Regions from separate parts of the Mus musculus genome. Here region 2 is linked to region 1. The links are chromatin loops, found by intact Hi-C in ENCODE. Cell type or tissue: gastrocnemius. All regions are shown on one strand. Links, peaks and the distances in the headings refer to the core of each region. The heading gives the core; the rest is flanking DNA. Region 1 has its middle 200 kb from the start of Alx1. Region 2 holds the start of Nts (neurotensin).

Evidence for each region. Hi-C counts contacts between places; a loop is a spot of excess contacts. Peaks named below come from ENCODE experiments on the same cell type or tissue, not always from the same donor. Only the 100,000 strongest peaks of a DNase experiment are listed, where the experiment ranks them.
Region 2: a loop joins it to region 1, with 4 times the contacts of the local background. A loop is called at or near these places in 30 of 42 quality-filtered maps.

What each region holds. Positions count from the first base shown.
Region 1 is chr10:102,821,111-102,826,503 of GRCm38, reverse strand. No RefSeq gene overlaps it. Among named protein-coding and RNA genes, the nearest start is that of Alx1, 200 kb to the left of the region's middle. In gastrocnemius, for the core only: a CTCF peak has its summit at 2,852 (motif pointing right); no DNase peak of the experiment used is centred there.
Region 2 is chr10:102,489,825-102,495,217 of GRCm38, reverse strand. It overlaps Nts (neurotensin), which reads left to right and starts at 4,800. Exons shown (of 4, transcript NM_024435.2): 1 at 4,800-4,964. The coding sequence starts at 4,895. In gastrocnemius, for the core only: a CTCF peak has its summit at 3,238 (motif pointing left); a DNase peak (open chromatin) is centred at 3,242.

The sequences.
Region 1 (5,393 bases), core at 264-5,263:
AATTTACATAAAAGAATATTACTCAGCTATTTAAAAATTTCATCATAAAATTCTCGTGTAAATAGAAGGAACTAGAAAAAAGTCATTCTGAGTTAGATAACGCAGATATAAAATGTTAAGTATGGTATGTGTTTGCTTATATTCAGATATTAGGTTTTAAGTTACTGTTACCTGCAGTCCATTGTCCCACAGTGCTTAGGTATAAAAGGACTACTGGGGACAAATAGATGTCTTTAGGAAAGCAAAATAGAAAAGGCAGATAACTAATGGTGTGAAGTAAGAGGATCAAAGTGGCAATGAAGAGGAACATGGGAACAATGGAGGGACAGCTAAAAGTAAGGGCCATTTGGGTTGCAGTATGGAAACTTAATGCAGTGTATACACATATACAAACGTGATCTAAATTAATTCACAAATAAAGGGGAGACAGAGCCCCAACTGGACATCTCTTCTCACCAAAACAAACTTCTGGTACTGGGATTTGGTTTTATATAATTGAGTGGTCCTTTAAAGTGGTCCCTTTGTAACCTGCAAACAACCTATGATGTTGTCAAGGCTCTGCATAAACTGAAATCAGTGTTCTATTACTGAAGGCAGTGCCTAACAACTCATTGAGCATGGAGAAGTTGAGTTAGTGTCTACAGAAAGCTTTCACCCCTACTGGCTAATGTTCATAGCACTGCAAGTTACTTTGTATTCTACCAAAGAAAAAAATGCATACTGTTCAGTTTACCATGGTGTTCTCCTTGCATAGTATGACCACGCAGTGGTGACATAGACTGGTGGGAGTAGCCAAAGCAATGTCTGATTTGATTTTAAGGCCCACTCTTTGACCAAGAATCCATACCATACCACTCCAATGACATTCTGCTATATTCACAAATGAGTGCGCTGCTCAGCCATTCTCAGAGAAGCTTTCTCCTGCAGCAGATAGAAACAAGTACAAAGACCCACAACCAGACAACAAGAAGAGAGTGAGAGACCTTGGAATATTCAGCCCTAATGGGATGGCTCCATCAGATCTCTCTCCTCTCTTAGGGCTCCAGGAACCCTGCAGTAGTTGGGGCAGAAGGAGCGAAAGTGCCAGGTGTGGTGAAGACTCTGAGGAAACAAGGTTTCTGACACAGAGCAGGCTTGATAAATAGATGAATACAGAAATTGAAGCAGGGTGCACATAGGACCAGTGCCAGCTTGTACCAGAAGATGTCTTACACGGAAAGAAGTGGACTCAAGCTCCCATCCTAACTCAGAAGCTACCTCCAATGGCTAGCTACTTGTTTGAAGAAAATTTGTTTTTCTTCAAGGGCAGCTTGAACCACTCTTACAGGTAGGAGGCATGCCCAGTGGTAGATGGCCAACAGAGAGTAAACTGAATGGCTTCTTGGGAGATTCTTTGTCTCATAATGTTGTGTCAGGGCTTTTATTTTCATTTTTAAATAATTAAATTAATTAATTAATTAATTAATTAAGCCATACAGGTTCTTTGCTTATAAAGTATGGCTTCTAGGTTTGTACTTTTATGAGATTCCTTAGTATGTAATCAAGTGGTTCTCTGTATCTATATCTACTTCTTGTGACCCTTGGGCTCTTTTTCTTGTTTGTTTTGCTCTATGATAATTTGGTTGTTTTTGCTTTAAATCTAATTATATTATACTATACTCCCTTAGAAGCTTTTAGTATTTTTTTTTACAAGGAAGAAAGTCTTGTGGAGAGAGAGCTATAATCAGAATATGTTGTATGAAAAAAATATTTTCAATAAAAATTTAAATGTGTGGAACTTATCATTTAACCTTGCAGTGGTAAACACCGAACTGTTTCTTTTGCTTATATCTCCCAGTCACTCTGATTTAATTATCTTCTATATTTTCTTTTATAAGGTTGAGTTCTGTAGCGGCTTGTGTTCTCCTGCTAATTATGGTACCCGAAAACCTGTCTGCAGTGTCCAGCATGTAGGCTAAAGGAAGTCTGCCCCGAGTCGGCTCTGACTGTGAAAAGTTTCCAGCTGCTAATGACTAGCAGGGAGTCAGAGGTGGTACTTTTAGGATTCCCAGGGAAGAAATGCAGGGAAGAGAGAAAGGGATTCCTCCATGAGACAGGCTAGGCCACGGATCATAGGGGACAGACCACACTGGGAATGCGCAGGAGGGAGAGATGGCTGAAATGTAGGTAGGTACAAAGGGGAAAGCGGCCCCCACGAGGGCTGCCCAGAAGGAGCCATGGACAGCAAAGATAAAATATAGATTTAGCAAGTATTCACTCAGGAATATCGGAGGGGAGAGTGATAACCACGTGGAGGTTCAGGAGTGGCCCAGAAATGGAGCTAGCCAAGGCATATTAAAATTAAAATATAAAGGCAGTGTGTGTGTATGTGTGTTTCTGTCCAGGATCGAGAGCATCTGGGTAGGGCAGAGTGACCCCCGTTTGGGATCTCAGAGTGGTGTAAGTGGTTCAGAGTTCTGTCTTAGAAAAAGAGGAAGGTATGAAAATGTGATGTAGGACACCTCTGTGGATCTAGTCTATAAGATTTCTATTCTCAATTACTGTCTCATTTAACTTAAGTTCAAAATCAAAGGACTCTTTGTGTTAAAAACATCCATTAATTTTACATTCTTGTCTTGCATATTGCTAAATGTGACACCTATACAAGTGGTAATAACAACTAAAAAGTAACAAAAAGTAAAATTTTGTAAATTTTCAAATTTTGTAAATTTTTAATTGTATAATTATTGAATCTGTCCTATTTATAATTTGTGAACATTTATAAATGCATGCATGGGTATTTAAAATATATAACACAAAAATTTCATAATCTGCAGCAGTAATTTTAATGAAAATGCTTCTTGATATATTTCTAATGGTACCACTAGATGGCACACCTTGATAGAGAAAACTAATACAAAGTTGGAGGTAACATTTTCTATTATGCATTTCTTTGACTTATAAATAAAACAACTGTCAAAGTATAAATAAGACATCTAATAAAAATTCCTGCAAAGATCATTAGTATTAATAAGTTTCAGAAACTGTTTTTCATTTTCCTTAAATGAAATCTATGTATAAACACTCAAAAATGTAGTCAGAATAAAAGTCTTGTTCCTTAGAACACACTTTTCTTAATAGTGTATAGGAGTATTGTCATAAATATTCAGAGCACATACACTCTGTTTTTTCAAGGACATAGTTTGAAAATAACAAATTGAAGTGATAAATCATTAAAAACCAGACAGGCTTCTCTAAGACATTTACCAAAAGCACAAGTATATGATCGGCACATATGTGAACAGTAAGACACCTGTTGTTAAAAGCAAAAATCAGTCTGGAAGATACACCCATGTTGACCACTGTTCTTGGCAATTTACATGTAGTTATTGTTTTTATCATGTGATCAAGATATGAAATCCCAAATGAAATATAATAAAAGGAGATAATGAATCAAATTAGGCTCTGTGATTAGGAAGCTAGTTTTGAGTATGCCTATGCTAATTCAGAAATTGCCTATAGGTCAGAATTTTCTCCTCACTTGTTCAGAGAGAGGAATTCTAAGCCTAACACAGAGGAGAAAAGGTCTGTCTATCCAATTATCCACTTATCCATTCAATTCTTCAATCTTATAATGAGTATTCATCTGAGGTCTACTAAAGTTAAGTCCTAATAACAGACCAGAGAAACCAACAAAGATTATTTAACATAGAAAGTTTGAATGTCATTTGATGAACCACAGAGGAGCACCAGGAACGAGAGCTGGCTTGGTAATAAAAGCTCTTCCTGAGAAGGTGACACTCAAGCAAGTGCCTGAACAGGGGGTGGGGAGGAGATAGAAGAACAGGAATGTGCTTACACTGAGCCACATACAGATAACAGGTTTTATTAAAGTGTGCATTAAAGTTAAATCTCACATCTTAGGCATCGATTGCTCCTTCCTGAAGTCATAACCTGAGCACAAGTAGGAAGAGAGGCTAGAATGCTGAGAGGTCTAAAAGGAGCACTCTTCTCCCTGTCACCAAAAATGGTGTACAGTGTTCATGAATGAAATGAAATGGTGTATAGTCTTCATGAATGCCCAGGACTACAGCCTAGAATGACTTTCTCACGAAAAGACAAATTCCAAGCACCCATGATATTCTCAAAACAACAGAAGAATTTTGTAAATTAACATATGAAAATTATGTGAGAGCAGATACCCCCTGACAAACTGGAAGGATGGATGTGAGTGGGGTGTGTTATTGTGATTAAGAGAAAAAGGTGATTATTTTCTTGTCTTTGGAAACCCAAGTCAGAGAGCAACAAGATTTGTAGCATCTCTGCTAGTTTCTTATCAGACAGGATATTGGACATTCAACAAATTAGTAACTTAACTGACCTGATTTGAAATATTGATTTCTCTTTATTAATGATAGGGTACAGATTATCAGGAGGTTCTAATGGGGTTATTCTCTGAGCTGGATGCTAACACGGATTCCAGGAAGTTTCTTTATTCCCCTGCATAGCCATGAGTGACTGCAGCTCCCAACTCCTGGATGATGAGGGAATGTCTAGAAAAGGCTGAGACGAGGGAGAGAAACAGAAAGCAATAATCAGAATGAAATGAGAGCAGACCAGGAACTTGGAAAGCTTGTTATCTCCTCTCTCAATGTTTGCTTGAAGCACAATTTTTAAATATCATAATGTACTTGGCCTTTATGGCTCCAAAATTAATAATCTGCTTTATTATGCTGGGTGGGAGAAAGCACAATTCCAACTAAATGAAGAGAAAGGACAAAGGAATGTGTAAAACGTACTGTGTTGGCACAAAGTCTGCCTCTGTCATTACTTTGGAACAGCAAAATATTCAGCTTAAAGCTAAGCCTTTTGGCTTTCATCTTTGTTGATGTTCTCCAGAAAATTGTTAAGTTGTCATAACCATCTATTTCTCAATGTTCATTTATGCCTGAAGTAAACTTAGTGGGGCACGCAGACTGGTCAGGCTTTCCTTGGCTGGAGATAATTCTGACAGTGGGTTACCTAGGTACTGTCCACAGGATGCACCTAGTCTCTTCCATGATTTATTGATAAGTGTTAAGCCCTCACATTCCGGTATTCTCAAGTGAAGGGCCTGGAGCCTGCAATGTCCATAGTCATGTTTGTAATCATCCTTAATCATTCCTATACAACAATGAACATATTATTGGCGTGAATATCCTAGGAAAACTATGAAAAACATACTTTCAGATACTCCTAGTTATAATTCTTTTTTTTCTTTTTTCCTCTTTCTTTCTTTCTTTCTTTCTTTCTTTCTTTCTTTCTTTCTTTCTTTCTTTCTTTCTTTCTTTCTTTCTTTCTTCCTTCCTTCCTTCCTTCCTTCCTTCCTTCCTTTCTTTCTTTCTTTCTTTCTTTCTTTCTTTCTTTCTTTCTTT
Region 2 (5,393 bases), core at 122-5,121, 330 kb after region 1:
AGAAAATGGAAGAACCATCAAAAATGAGCTGGGAATTTGTAGAGATTATGGGCAAAGCATGTTTATGCTTACAGTGGGAAATTGACCATTTAGTTTCCATTTACCTACATCTCTAAGGTCTGTGCAATACACATTTAGTGTATAAGATAGTGTCTATGAGTTTGGGTGTGTGCATACACATATCTATCATTATGCCATGAAAATGTTCTTTAATTGAACAGAAAAATCAATTAGGCTTACAGAAGTCTGACATATTGTTTGCTCAGATGAATTACAGCCACAGCTCAAGAACAGAGATGCATTTAGAGAAATAAAACTTAAATCACAATTATCTGAGCACTGAGCTGTCAAAGGCATATGGCTCCAGGATGATCTCCCTCAGTGCCGTTTTCAAAACTTACTGCCTTAGTCATCAGGATGATTGGGAAAGGCTGAGAAAGCTCAGAAACTCTAAAGGCTCACAAAAAAAATTTCTAATTTTCTAAAAAAAAAAAAAAAAAAAACCTCAATGGACATTTAAGAGATAACAGTTCAAAAGAATGACAAATTTGACAGGGAAAAAATGAGAACTAGCTAAAAATTAGTAATTTAGTCAGGCTTGGTAGGTAAGTTTTAAGCAATTACGAGTTGTAAACTTTGTGAAGAAATGCAGAGTCCTCTCCACCCAAAGTCTGTACTTTGTCAAGAATACAACTGTTAGGAGAACCTAGCGAAAGCAAAAGGCAATGGGAATACCTTACGTTTCTATCATGAGAAGGTTTGATTGGATTGGATCATAAAAGGAAGTCGTCCAAATGAACAAGAACATCACGAGGGGATACAAAGTCAGCAAGGGGAGGCGCCAAACTGAATCTAGCAGAAACAGACAAGTCAGACTTATGTATGTATGTATGTATGTATGTATGTATGTATGTATGTACGTATGTGAGTATGTATTTATGTATGTATATGGCGTGTATGTCAGTTCAGAAGTTTTAGCAAGCCTAGGATAGTGATCAATGATGTGAACAAGTCTCCAGAGGTTCAGAGAGAGCTGGTATGGACCTGCAGGGCTATAGTCCATCCAGTGGTTTCAGGCACTCTGGTCTCCACATTAGACAAGTGACAACATCACTGTTTTATAAGTGTTCATTATTTAACTGCCTATGTCAATCATTTTGAGCAGCTGGCTAATAAATGTGGAACAAATGACCATCCAAATATAGAAGCTCATCTATTGTACAGACCTTGACATCAGTGAGAACCCTGTCAACACTGGGACCTCAAACTGGAAGGCTAACACAGGAAGTGTGTCACAGATGGAAACAAACTAACGTATTATCCTGTAAAGCAGTGTTCCAGATAAAATAATTTTAGGATAAAAATTATTCACATACCTTTCTAGAAAGTTACCTAAAATTCTGTATGAAATGTGTCATTTGGATAAGTTTAAGTGTGTGTGTATGTGTGTGTGCACGCGCGCACGTGCACAGGCATGCAGAAGCCTGTACACATACCTATGCATGAATGTGGAGGTCAGAGAACTGACAGTGGCTTTTCAGATGCTCTTTGAAGACACAGTCTATCAATGAGCCCGATAGGCTAGCTTGCTTAGGCTAGCTGATCAGTATCATTCAGGATTTCTCTTGTTCCCTTTCTTCACTTCCCCAAGTCTAGGTTTAACAGGAATCCATTGCCACTTCCAGTATTTTACATTGGTTCTAGATATCCAAAATCATGTGTTCATGCTTGCAGTGCAGGCTTTTACTAAGTGAGACATTCTTCCTAATCTATGTTATATTTAGCTATCTATTTTATGATTATTTCTAAATATACTCTGAGATTATAATTACATCATCTACCTTTTCACTTTCTTTCTGCAAATGCTATCAGTTAACCCACCTCCCATTTTTGTCTTTCAAATACATGGGCTCTTTTTCTCCTTAATATTTGTTAACGTGTGTGTGTGTGTGTGTGTGTGTGTGTGTGTGTGTGTGTTTATAAATGTAACATACTTTGTCTGTATAATGATACTTGTATGCATATTTTCAAAAATCCCATTTGGTATTGGGTATTAATTATTCCTTTGGGATATGCTTTCCTCCGAAAAACTATTTTCCCATCATCAGCATTCCTTAGTTGCCTGTAGTTTTTGTGTAGTTTGGAGGTGTATTTATTGAGCTTCATCCTGTCTTCTTCCCTGTCCATGTTAGCATATCTGTTGATGCTTGTTGGTTCTTGTTATGTTTAGGCAGTAACATTGGTGAAACTTTAGAATGACATTTCAAGACAAAAATCTCACACCAAATACCAGTTCCTCTTACTCTTAGAATTTTTCTTCCCCATTTTCTGCAAAGATCCCTGAGCATTAAGTTGTGGAGGGTTTTTTTATTTAGTTCTTTTTTTTTTCTTACATTAATATATTCAAATCATTTATTATGAAAGGTCTTCTGCTACATTTACAATTTATCATTCTTATTAATCACAGTATGTTTGAAAGCACTTTGTGCGGTATTTGTTTCTCTGCCAGGCTTCAGTTGTTTGGTTTAGGAAAAGCTGACGTTCTGTGAAGACTTCTCCTGGCCATTCTATTTGGGAATCTTCCCAGGTACTGAGCAAAAGACACTGGGCACTTGTGAGTTCCTGCCAAAACAGATAATTTAATATTGTTCCTATAGTTTGAATAAACTAAGATAAAAGGGAAAAGAGAAGCGTTAGCAACATCATAATCTTACCAGAAAGTGTTATTTATTTATTTTTAATAATAAAGAATATTACCAAAGAGAATCTGTTTGGTCTTCAGTCATTTGACAGTGGTTGCTACATGCTCTTCTATTCTTTCTTTGGTATTTTCTATATACATAAAATAACTCTCACTTTAATAATGAATGTTCATGTGATATGCTTAAAAGGAGTTAATTAATCAGCAATCCATTTATAAACAGTTCCCTAAGTTCCACTTGCTAGAAAACCACTTCAGGGAATAAGCCTCACATTTTTGTTTTACTATCAGACAGCTCGCACATATTTTAGCACTTTTTCAAAGATAATTCTTTGTGTTTTACAATGTAAGAAGCAAAGAAAGTAATTGATTTAAATAGTATATTAAAATCAAATCAGAGAATATATAGCTTATGGGCTTCTTTATTAATGTGGTTCTGAAATGATTCTGTCACACAAATACTGGGATAATGAGACGAAAACCAAGCATTCTCTGTGATTATGGAAAGCTTTCTAAACTTCCACTGTGCCCTCTAGCGGGAGGAAAAATGCATGCATGCTTCAGGCTTGCCAGTCAACCATCCTTTAGAGAAAACTAATCCAGGTGAGTCAAATTCATTATTTTCTTTTCCCCACAGAAACAACAAAACAAAATTAAAGTAATTTAAAAAAATAAAGTAAGCTACTGTTTAGCTTCTGAACATCGAGTTGTATTAATGTATCTTTTATCATTTAAAATAACTGTTCAATATTTGTAATTAATGACTTCCTTTAGGGGTGATGCAAAGATAATCTCTTACCAAATATTGGATATATAAACCAACAGTCTGTCGTAACAATCTTGATTTTTTTCCTTAGTTAATTATTACATGATGATTGGGGATTTTAAAAATTAAACAAATCTCAGAAATCTTTGGTTTCAAATGTTCACACCCCTAACACCAGTTCAGAACACTTCTTGTGTTACCAAGGACCGTCTACAGGAGGAAAGCTATTGCTCAAAAGGCATTTGAGCAATTTTCTTCCAAGAATGGAGAGAAGGAAAGAAGAGCATTGTAACTCACAAATTACCTGAAGATTTCGCCTTAGAATTGTCACTGTGGTGGATGGCATTTATATAGAATATTTTTCTGTCTAAAAGTACAGTCTGCTTTCTACAAAAAAAAAAAAGGATTAAACTGAAGAGAGAGTTGATAGAATGGGGAGAAACAGAGAGAGGGGAGTTATGAGATAAAGGAGGGGGGATATTGCATCAGTAACAAATAACGAAACAAACAATGCAGCAAATATGTAATTAATTATGTAGTTAATTGGGGAGGTATTAATACAGCAATTCATAGTTTACCTTCTAACACATAACCTACTTGTGTTTTTATTTTATAAACATTATTTAAAATATCCAATGAAAGAGCAGCATATGTAACTTAGTCTCCCCTCAGTTACATATAATAAACTTTCAAGTAGGTAGGATATAAAACTACTCATTAGATCTAATTTTCTTCCTTTTATACTGACTTTCCCCTTTTCTTTGTATGTTTCGTCGTCACATTACATTATTATATCCAATTTTCTTTTGCCTGTTTCCCTTCCTATTTTAGTACATGCTATGTAAATTCTCTATGAGTTTTGAGACAACGAAGCCTGTTCTCAGAAGTTTGTGTTACTAGAAAATATACCCCAAGTCTTTAAGACTTCCAAGCAGTGATTTCTCCCTAGAACTTTTGCTTAAATATGAGAAATTACCAAAAAAAAAAAAAAAAACCCTTGCATTTTAAAAAATGAAAATGACAACTATCTGGAATGGGGGCATGATAGAAAATTAGGGGGAAAAAGGTACCAGAAGTACCTCTCACTATGCTGTATATGGCAGTGATTTTGAACAACTCTTTCTGTGAGTCAGAAATCCTGAGCAACAGCTGCAATTAGGGAAGATCGTCACTTTCCATCAAGGTTCACGGGTGGGGGATGAGATAAGGGACAAAGGGAAAGGAGGGGGGATGGAGATGAAGGCAGAGCACATCCTGTGTAGCCATGACATCATCCTCCTGCTCACATATATATAGGGACTGGCCACAGCATCCCTCACAGTTCACTCACTTTGAAAGCCAGCTGAAGGCAAGAGGAAGCACCGAGAGAGAGCTAGCTCCTTCAGTGTCTGAGTGTGTGGACCTGCTTGTCAGAAGGCTGAGAGAAGATGAGAGGAATGAATCTCCAGCTGGTGTGCCTGACTCTCCTGGCTTTCAGCTCCTGGAGTCTGTGCTCAGGTAAGCTCAACTGCATCTCACAACTCCCTGAAGTGAGGGATTTCTCTCGCAGTCTGCTGCTACTCAGGTAAATGAATCCAGGAATCTCTCTCTCTCTCTCTCTCTCTCTCTCTCTCTCTTTCTCTCTCTCTCTCTCCCTTCCTCCCTCCCACCCTCCCTCCTCCCCCTTTGTCTCTGTCTCTCGGTGTCTCTCTTTTCTCTCCTCTCTCTCTGTCTCTCCTCTCTGTCTCTGTGTCTCTCTATCTTAGTATCTCTGTCTCTCTCTGTCTCCCTCTCTCTCTCTCTTTTAGTGAAAGAAAAACTGTAATTATCATGTTTCTCTCCCATTCTGATTATAAGAACTGAAATATATATTTTTTTAAATCTGTAAAGCAGTTCATGGTGCAAGGAAATGCAACACGTTCTCCTTTGGAATATGACCACTAAAGG